Linked DNA regions of Homo sapiens: region 2 is linked to region 1. Evidence: read pairs that join two places in POLR2A ChIA-PET (ENCODE). Cell type or tissue: CD4-positive, alpha-beta T cell. All regions are shown on one strand.

Region 1 (5,000 bases):
ACCCACACACAATCCTAACCACAGACCACGTTTCTACCAAGTATCAAGGCTCAAATGCAGACATGGTGACATTTTTTTCTTCAGAGATTCAAGGTATAAGCTCTGGATATGTCCCAAACTTGCTCAAAATGCCAAATAATAAAATGATATAGTTTCTAAAAAATTGTCTGAGTCAAAACAAGAAAAACAATCTACGCCTCTGTCACTGGCCTAACTCGAGCATGTTTAAGGGCATGTATGTCATCACTGAAAATGCACAGGCAAGGCCAGTGACTTCCTCAAAGACAGAAAGCGGCTGAGGAAGGCCCAGACACCATGCTCTATGTGGACCTGAGACGCAGCTGACAAAGCAAACCGTGTTTATCTGAGATGCTGGGACCTCAGCCCCGGCCGCAGGAACTCTTGGGAAACAGAATGTCAGACACCTGCCAGGGCACACAGGGATGCCTGCAGCCCTACTTACGGTGCCTACAAAGGCTCGCAGGCATGATCTCGGGGCTGCTGTCCTTTAAAAAAAAAAAATGCCCATAAATCAAAACGCAGTGTTCTTTACAGTAGCTGTGCCTCACAGCCAGAGTCAAGTCTTGTCCATCTACACCACGGTGCCACCCACACAGAGACAGAATCATAGGTGCTGGGAAGCGATGTGGCGTTAGATCCCAGCAAGTCACAGGAGTGGCTTCTTTTCTCATCCTCAGTCCTCTCCATTACCATCAGTTCAGTAACAGGATAGCCTCAACACCTAATGTGACTCGCTGACACATCTCTTTGCCTTTGGCTTATAAAAATATATTTCTACTGTGTTTTCACCATCAAAATGTATTATCTTGGTCTTTCCTTCTTGCCTTTGCATAGGACCAAGGGAGAGCTACACTGACTACTCTGAGAACCTTAACTCGGACCCCAGGGATGTCACCAACAGCATGATCTTTGTGACCAAATCCAGCAATCAGAACTTCACCAAGGTTTTATCCCTAAATTTTTTTCCCCGAAATTTTTATTTTAGCTTTTTTTTTCTTTTCTTTTCTTTTCTTTTTTTTTTTTTTTTTTTTTGAGACAAAGAGTCTCGCTCTGGCACCCAGGCTGGAGTGCAGTGTCGCCATCTCGGCTCACTGCAACCTCCACCTCCCGGGGTTTAAGCAATTCTCTTGCCTCAGCCTCCCGAGTAGCTGGGATTACAGACATCTGCCACCACGCCTGGCTACAGAACTTCATTGTTGTCCTCAACTGAAGTCAAGCAGTCATCACTGAGTACAGAAGCTGTGATTTCTTGGTCAGTGGGGCCATAAAGAGCATCCTGATGGCAGGATGTGGCTGTTTGGTTTCAATCCCTACTTTTCCGGCACAATTCCCTTTTGGAGAAGCACTTCCAAAAGGGCTAGGTGCGGGGACTGCACCCAAATGGGCTTTCCTGCACTGCTGATCACCCCACTTCTGGTCTTGCTGGTGGTTACAGAGCTTCCCAGCAGTATGAAGACTGAGATACTTGCCACAGGCCGGGGCCAAAAAGAAGCAGCACTCATCTCTCTTTTGAACAACAAGAGTGGGTATCAATCGGAACCCAGGGCAGGCAACCACGCCAGGCACACTTAGTAATAGTTTCCTTCCACTGTCTTCATTTTACAGCGACCTGCTGGTTTCGTTAACTCATAGTGACTCTCCATTTACAGTAGTGAGATAAAGCTTCCTTTTTCAAAAAATAAAGGAATTCAATTTGTTTAAGTGCATCATTAAAAGTAAACTACAGTCTGGGCACGGTGGCTCACACCTGTAATCCCAGCACTTTGGGAGGCTGAGACCGGCAGATCATGAGGTCAGGAGTTCAAGACCAGCCCGGCCAACATGGCGAAACCCCATCTCTACTAAAAATACAAAAATTAGCCGGGCGTGGGCCTGTAATCCCAGCTACTTGGGAGGCTGACGCAGGAGAATCGCTTGAACCCAGGAGGTGGAGGTTGCAGTAAGCTGAGATCGTGCCATTGCACTCCAGCCTGGGAGACAAGAGCAAGACTCTGTCTCAAAAAAAAAAAAAAAAGTAAACTGTAGTAGGCCGGGCACGGTGGCTCATGCCTGTCATCCCAGCGCTTTGGAAGGCTGAGGCGGGTGGATCGCTTGATCCTAGGAGTTCAAGACCAGCCTGGACAGCATGGTGAGACCTCAACTCTACAAAAAAATAAATAAATAAAAATGAATAATAAAGTAAACTATAGGGTAAGTAACAGTACTGTGGTAAACAAAAGATTGACAGGTGAAAAGCAGCCAGCTACATACTCACCCACCCTGTGTCCCATGGACTGAGTGATCTATTAACACCTGCTCAGCGGAGTTCAGGGCTGAGCAGCGCCACAGTAAACCACACATGCTCACATACAAAAAGTGCGGCCAGCCGTTCCCACGCAGCAGCCTTACGGTGTCTGCTCACTTCCTGCTTCACCCTTGAATCAAAGAATGCTGGGTGCCTCCCAAACTCTTTCTTCCTTCCTTAGCAACAAAAACTAATTTCCTTTTTATCAAGAACAATTGCCCCCTCTGCAGCCAAGGGGGACCATGACATGAATGCTGGCCCAAGACACGAGTGGTATACTGTAAGCACCTTCTAGTGAAGGTCGGGGGAGCTTCAACGTTTTTGTACCAAGAGCCCATTTTGTAATCTAGGAATAACCATGGGCTCCTATTCAGGAAAATGTATTAAAATATATAAAACATACCATATCACAAAGGAAACCAATTACATCAAAATAGAATGATCATGATTGAAGAAAATACTATATTTCACCCAGAGCTAAATGAAAAACATTGTAATTTTTTTCCCTATCCAAGCTCAGGCCCCTGAATCCTATATGTAGAAATAGACGAAGTCTCTCTGCTCTCTCCTCCTTCCTGCCGCCTGGAATGAGAATGAAATGGCTGGAGCTAAAATGGCTATTTTGGTCTACAAGGCAAGACAGGAGGAGTCCCGGTCTCTGATGGCCGTGGAGCCACATACCAGCCCCAGCCCATCTACCTCTGGATAGAGAGAAATTTCCATCACATCTCCTTAACCACCGGAACTTCAAGAAGAGTAGGTCTGAATGGCTTTGTGTACAAAAAATAAACCAACTGTTGGTTTACATAGTGTCTGCTCACTTCCTGCTTCACCCTTGAATCAGAAAATGCTAGGTGCCTCCCAAACGCCTTCTTCCTTCCTTAGCAACAAAAGCTAATTTTTTTTTTTAATTGGGAACAAGTGCCCCCTCTGCCTCCAGGGGAGGCCATGGGACAAATGCTGGCTCAAGCCACCAGTGAGATACCAGGAGCACCCGTCAGTTTACATAACAGTTGGTTTATTCTTTGTTATACAAAGCCATTCAAACCTAGTCTTCCTTGCTATATCTCTAATACTTTTTCTAGGTAGTAAAGTTGGAAACAGTTGAAGCCTGATCATTAGCAAAGTTTAATCATCTTGGAGAGACATATTCTTCTTCACTTACAAAAATGAGTCCTTCAGAGTTACAAAGGAAATCCAACTAGAATAGGTCCTCTGTAGCTAACTGCATTATGGGAGGCAAACCCCAAAACCTGGAACCACAGAAGTCTACGGCAAGGCTGCTCCATCCTGAGGCACGCCCTTTAGCGCGCACACGCCCAAGCGCCACGCATTAACCACGGTTCTGGATATCCACAAGCACGTACCACACCTCCAGTCTACAACCAGGGACGTACACACCTGACGTGAACCCACAGTCACAGGGTTAGAAGCACAAAGGCACCGCCATGAGACGTGGGCCAGAAGTCATCCCAGAGCTGGTGGAGGGGGCTGCGAAAGTACTTACTAATTGTCATGGACTCTGGCACTGAGGCAGAAGGTAACAGGCTGCTCAGAGGACTTCCGTGGCCTGGAGAGCTGGCTTCCACACTAGGAAAAAGCAGGCAGGAGGAAGTTACACTCGGCCACTGAAAGTACACACCCTCACCATTCCAAAAACTAGCAGAGGTCGGTTTACTCCGGTACCTCTACTAGAAGGGATAGAGGCAGTCATTGGAAATTAGTCAGGCCTCGTTATCTGCAGATTCCGTATTTGGAAATTCATCTACGCACTAAAATTTATTTGTAACCCCAAAGTCAATACTTGAGGTGCTTTCACAATCATTCATGAACACGTGCAGAGGCCAATAATTTCACTCCCTAATGTGCATAATCTCAGCTGAAGTCGAACAGCTGGGACCTCAGATCTCACACCGTAAACAAGCATCCTCTTTGCTGTCTATTTACTGCCATGTTTTTAGCATTTTTTTTTCCACTTTTCTTTCTTTTGCGTGATCTCGGCTCACTGTAACCTCCACCTCCTGGGTTCAAGCGATTCTTGTGCCTCAGCCTCCCAAGTAGCTGGGATTACAGGCCCGCACCACCACACCCGACTAATTCTTGTATTTTTACTAGAAATGGGGTTTCGCCAAGTTGGCCAGACTGGTCTCAAAGTCCTGACCTCAAGTGATCCACCTGCCTCAGCCTCCCAAAGTGCTGGGATTACAGGCATGACCCACCACACCCGGCCTTTTTTTCCACTTGATTTTATTGTTTAAAATGTCCCCAAGCACAGTGCTGAAGTGGTACTGCCGACAGTTCCTAAGCACAGGAAGGCTGTGATGTGCCGTATGGAGATAATTTGTGAGTTAGAGATGCTTCATTCAGGCATGGCTTACAGTGCTGCTGGCTGTGAATTCAATGTTAATGAATCAACTGCATACATTAAACAAGGTGTCTTTAAACAGGAACAGACATAAAACCAGGTTATGTGTTGATCAGTTGATAAAAATGCTGTGACCAGGCCAGGTGTGGTGGCTCATGCCTGTAATCGCAATACTTTGGGAGGCCGAGGCGGGTGGATCACATGAGGTCAGGAGTTCGAGACCAGCCTGGCGAACATGGCAAAACCCCTTCTCTACTAAAAATACAAAAATTATCTGGGTGTGGTAGCACATGCCTGTAATCCCAGCTACTTGGGAGGCTGAGGCAGGAG
Region 2 (5,000 bases), 71 kb after region 1:
TAACATAATGTTTATTATGGCCTAGGCAGTATTTCTCAACAACTATCAATATAAGTAAGACAAATATTAATTTAAATTTAGATATAAAAATAGGTTCAGGGCCAGGCATAGTGACTCACGCCTATAATCCCAGCACTTTGGGAGGCCAAGAAGGGTGGATCACCTGAGGTTAGGAGTTTGAGAACAGCCTGGCCAACATGGTTAAACCCCGTCTCTACTAAAAACACAAAAATTAGCTGGGTGTGGTGACACACCCCTAAAATCCCAGCTACTCGGAGGCTGAGGCACAAGAATCGCTAGAACCTGGGAGGCAGAGGTTGCAGTGAGCCAAGATCACGCCACTGCACTCCAGCCTGGGCGACAGAGTGCGATCCTGTCTCAAAAAAAAAAAAATCAGATATAAAAATGGGCTTAGATTTGTTAAACGTCCTGGAGGTTCCCCATTGCTAGAAATAATCTTTTTTCAAAAAAAAAAAAAAAAAAACCCCAAGCAATTCATTTAATCAAGCAGTAAAATAAAAGAGTATGCAATATGGACTGTCTACTACAGAGCCTCAAAGTGGAAATAAAGTACTTGGGGTAAGGGAGGGGGAGAGTCCAATTAATGAACCCCAGGATTTTTGGTCAGGATGACAAGAATCGTAACATCCAGTCAACACCTCAAACTAGTTAGAGGCTGGTAAGAAACTTGTGATGCAGGGAACATAAAAATCACATGACAAACATTCAGAGATATTTAAAAGAGAAAAAAAAGCCTGAAAAAGCCATTCCGTTTCGTAAGTCCTCTGGGGGATACACGTGACAGTTTTCAACTGCATTAAGAATAACATCAGGAACAACAAAGGGCAGCTGGTTTTGGTTTTTAGCTTCCTGAAAAGTCCAAAACTGATTCTAATTCCTCAAAAGGTTAAAAAAAAAAAAATCACCAAAACAAATCATTCTTTTCTGCATGCTTTGAAAGGAGAAGAAATGCTCTCCTATGATTTCTTCTGACAGTCACCTGAAAGTTCATTAAAAAGAGCAATTTCTTGTTTGTTTGTTTGTTTGTTTTGAGACGAGGTCTCACATCGCCCAGGCTAGAGTGCAATGGCGGGTTGATGACTCACTGCAGCCTCGACCTCCTAGGCTCAAGTGATCCTCCCGCTTCAGCCTCTTGAGTAGCTGAGACCACAGGCCTGCACCACCGCACCTGGCTAGCTAATTTTTGGTTTTTTTGTAGACATGGGGTTTCGCCATGTTGGCCAGGCTGGTCTCGAACTCCTGGGATCAAGTGATCCTCCCACCTTGGCCTCTCAAAGGGCTTGAGATTACAAGTGCGGGCCACTGCACCTGGCCATAATTAACAACTTCTAAATGCAGATGAATACCTGAAGCCAACTCACTGCCACCCATATGGCAAAGAGATCCAGTGTGTGAGTGTGTGGTAAATGTCTACCAAGTGTCAAAACACCTTACATATCCTTATAATGAAAATCACAACAGCTAACAATTACTGGAAACTTACTACCTGCCAGGCAATGTTTTAAGGGTTGCACATGAACTGACTCATAACAACCCTCTGAAGTGAATACCATTATACTACCCATTTCAGAGTTGAGGATATTGAGGTGCAAGAAAGAAACTTGCCCAAAATCGCAACACAACCCAGAACTGGCAAACCCAGGATTCAAATGCCAAGCTCCAAAGCCCATGCTGATTCCACTGCCCCCGTTAGCATTCCTGTTCATAATTTGAAGGGAAAACTTCCAGATCACGTCCTCTGATTCCGTATGGGACAAAGACGCCTTGGCGGAACAATCACGTTTCTAGTCTTTGAGGTAACTTCTAGGGCCTACAAAGCTCCTGGGCCATTATTTCTAGAGGGCAAAATATTCCAAAGATATCTTAAAGCTTCTTCACAGGCCAGTCTGACTGAAAGAACATGGAATAATTTCAATGAACCATAAGAACGAGTCTTTGTTCCTAGAGAAAAACAGAGCTAGAAAACACCACCAACAAAGAGAAGCGCGCATTTCAGAGCCCAGCGGCTGCCACCACTTCCTCCTGGGGAGGCTTCTCAGGACTCCATCTGAAGGAAAAAACAAGTCTCGCCTGCATTTCCCCTAATGTCAATACTGTTTTATGTTCCATGTGAAGATGGCAGCATCTCACGGTGTCCGTCTCTCACAAGATCAAATATACATATATATATATACACACACACACACACACACATATATACACACACACATATAAAAATATATATATACATGTATACATATATATATCTCTCACACACATACCCACACACACATACAAAAACATGCTCACACACATCCACCTTGGATTTTGTATTTTGGCAAAATACGGTGCACCATTTAGGCTCCCAAATCCAGCAATGGTCTGCTCTGTCCTGCTAGCACTGTCTCTACTCGAAACATTACTCATCCACCAACACCTTGGCAGCTTTTTTTCGGTGTAAGGATATGTACTATTATTTACTTATTTGTCTTGAATTTGACTCACTTTGTTCAGTTACATACACCTGTTTAAAAATTATTTTAAAATTTAAAAAATGGAAAGCTCCATCACAGTTGTAAATGGTAAACTAGCATCATATGACATAAAAACAGTAGCCTTAAAACTAAACATAGGCCGGGCGCAGTGGCTCATGCCTGTAATCCCACCAGTTTGGGAGGCTGAGGCAGGTGGATCACTTGAGGTCAGGTGTTTAAGACCAGCCTGACCAACATAGTGAAACCCCGTCTCTACTAAAAATACAAAAATTACCCAGGCCTGGAGGCGCGCACCTATAGTCCCAGCTACTAGGGAGGCTGAGTCAAGAGAATCGCTTGAACCCGGGAGGTGGAGGTTGCAGTGAACTGAGATTGCGCCACTGTACTCCAGCCTGTGCGACAGAGCAAGGCTCCATCTCAAGTTAAAAAAGAAAAAAAAAAAAAAAACTAAATACAATTAATGTAATAAATTTTGACTCTCTGCCATGGCCAGAGGACGGCTCTGAGCCTGATATCTGCACACTCTTTTAAAAAAGAGAGGCATACGAAAAACATATTGTTTTTAACTATTTTGAACAAGCTGTCATTTTTGTAAGTCAAAAATGATCCAGGCCGGGTGCGGTGGCTCATGCCTGTAATCCCAGCACTTTGGGAGGCCGAGGCGGGAGGATCACCTGAGGTCGGGAGTTCAGGTCCAGCCTGACCAACATGGAGAAATACTGTCTCTACTAAAAATACAAAATTAGCCAGGCATGGTGGTACACACCTGTAATCCCAGCTACCTGGAAGGCCGAGGCAAGAGAATCGCTTGAACCCAGGAGGCAGAGGTTGCGGTGAGCCAAGATCGCGCCATTGCAGTCCAGCCTGGGCAACAAGAGCGAAACTCCATCTCAAAAAAAGAAAAAAAAATTTCCTTGAAAAAGTAGCGAAAAGCAGGCCAGGCGCAGTGGCTCACGCCTGTAATCCCAGCACTTTGGGAGGCCGAGGCGGGCGGATCACAAGGTCAGGAGATCAAAACTATCCTGGCTAACACGGTGAAACCCCATCTCTACTAAAAATACAAACAAATTAGCTGGGCATGGTGGCGGGCGTCTGTAGTCCCAGCTACATGGGAGGCTGAGGCAGGAGAACAGCGTGAACCTGGGAGGCAGAGCTTGCAGGGAGCCGAGATAGCGCCACTGCACTCCGGCCTGGGTGACAGAGCGAGACTCCATCTCAAAAAAAGAAAGAAAAAGTAGTGAAAAGCTTTAAAAACAAAAGGAGAAAAAGGGCAGATGGCTGGATCAGAGAGCAGGGCATGTGAGGCCTCCAGGCTGTGTTAAGGACGTGGGTCTTTCTCCCAAGAGCAAAGACAAGGCAGCTGGGAGGTTTCAAGGGAGCATGAGGTGAGGGAATCTGCATTCTGCATTCAATGTGGTGGAAGCAGGACAAGAACGAATGGGAAGAGCCTAAGGCTGCAGCGGCCATGCTGTGAGATGCTGGTGATGGGGACCGCGGGCCAGGAGAGGAGTTGGAGGGAAGTGAGTGGATTTGAGCTCAACTCCAGGGCCGGGCCAGCTATCAGCGGTGAGGAAGGGAGGCAACTCATCTATCTTGTCAGTCCTAAGTTATTTTTAAATGTTCGCTGACTTTCCCTCTTGAGATTCAACTTTCTTCTTCTTTTTAATTATTTTTTTGAGAGAGTCTTACTCTCTCACTCAGGCTGCATTGCAACGGTGTGATCTCGGCTTACTGCAACCTCTGCCTCCTGGGTTCAAGCGATTCTCCTGTCTCAGCCTCCCGAGTAGCTGGGATTACAGGTGGGCACCACCACGCCTGGCTAATTTTTGTATTTTTAGTAGAGACGGGGTTTTGCCATGTTGGCCAGGCTGGTCTTGAACTCCTGACCTCAAGTGATTCGCCTGCCTCAGCCTCCCAAAAGGCTGGGATTATAGGCGTGAGCCACTGCATCCAGCCGAGATTCAACTTTCTCACAGAATAGGGACAATGATGTGGCCTTTCCAACATGAAGGTGGTGCCACCTTTACCCAAATACATTTCAAAGGTAAGACCAGGTCTCTGATATTAAGAAGGAATCCCACTGAGGTAGAGGAGAATAATTTTTTTTTTTAAACTCAGCCTCAAAAACCATTTAGTCACTAAATAGCACACAAGGGAGAAAGAACAAGTCATGGAACTCTAGCCGTTCCAAAACGTCTAACGTAGGCTATGGCATTTTGCCTCTCTGAATCTGTTTTCTCATCAGTAAAAAAGGGATAACCCAGGCACAGTGTGGCTCATACCTGTAATACCAACACTTTGGGTGGCCAAGGTGGGAGGATCACTTGAGTCCACAAGTTTGAGACCAGCCTGGGCAACATAGTGAGACCCCATCTCTACAAAAAATACAAAAATTAGCCAGGTATGGTGGCTTGCATCTGTAGTCTTAGCTACTCAGGAGGCTGAGATGGGAAGATCTTGAGCCTGGGAGGTTGAGGCTGATGTGAACCATGATCACACCACTGT

What was found. ChIA-PET counts read pairs that join two places held together with the same protein. Peaks named below come from ENCODE experiments on the same cell type or tissue, not always from the same donor. Only the 100,000 strongest peaks of a DNase experiment are listed, where the experiment ranks them.
Region 2: POLR2A ChIA-PET joins it to region 1 with 6 read pairs; 5 of 35 experiments call an interaction of 5 or more read pairs at or near these places.

The regions. Positions count from the first base shown.
Region 1 is chr16:12,077,728-12,082,727 of GRCh38, reverse strand. It overlaps SNX29 (sorting nexin 29), which reads right to left. Exons shown (of 21, transcript NM_032167.5): 11 at 3,813-3,895. It also overlaps the pseudogene RPS23P6. Among named protein-coding and RNA genes, the nearest start is that of SNX29, 100 kb to the right of the region's middle. In CD4-positive, alpha-beta T cell, a CTCF peak has its summit at 2,578; DNase peaks (open chromatin) are centred at 2,397, 3,079 and 3,597; H3K4me3 peaks cover 2,541 bases; H3K27ac peaks cover 3,732 bases.
Region 2 is chr16:12,006,674-12,011,673 of GRCh38, reverse strand. The region is part of intron 3 of SNX29 (sorting nexin 29); the gene reads right to left. Among named protein-coding and RNA genes, the nearest start is that of SNX29, 32 kb to the right of the region's middle. In CD4-positive, alpha-beta T cell, no CTCF peak of the experiment used is centred here; no DNase peak of the experiment used is centred here; H3K27ac peaks cover 321 bases.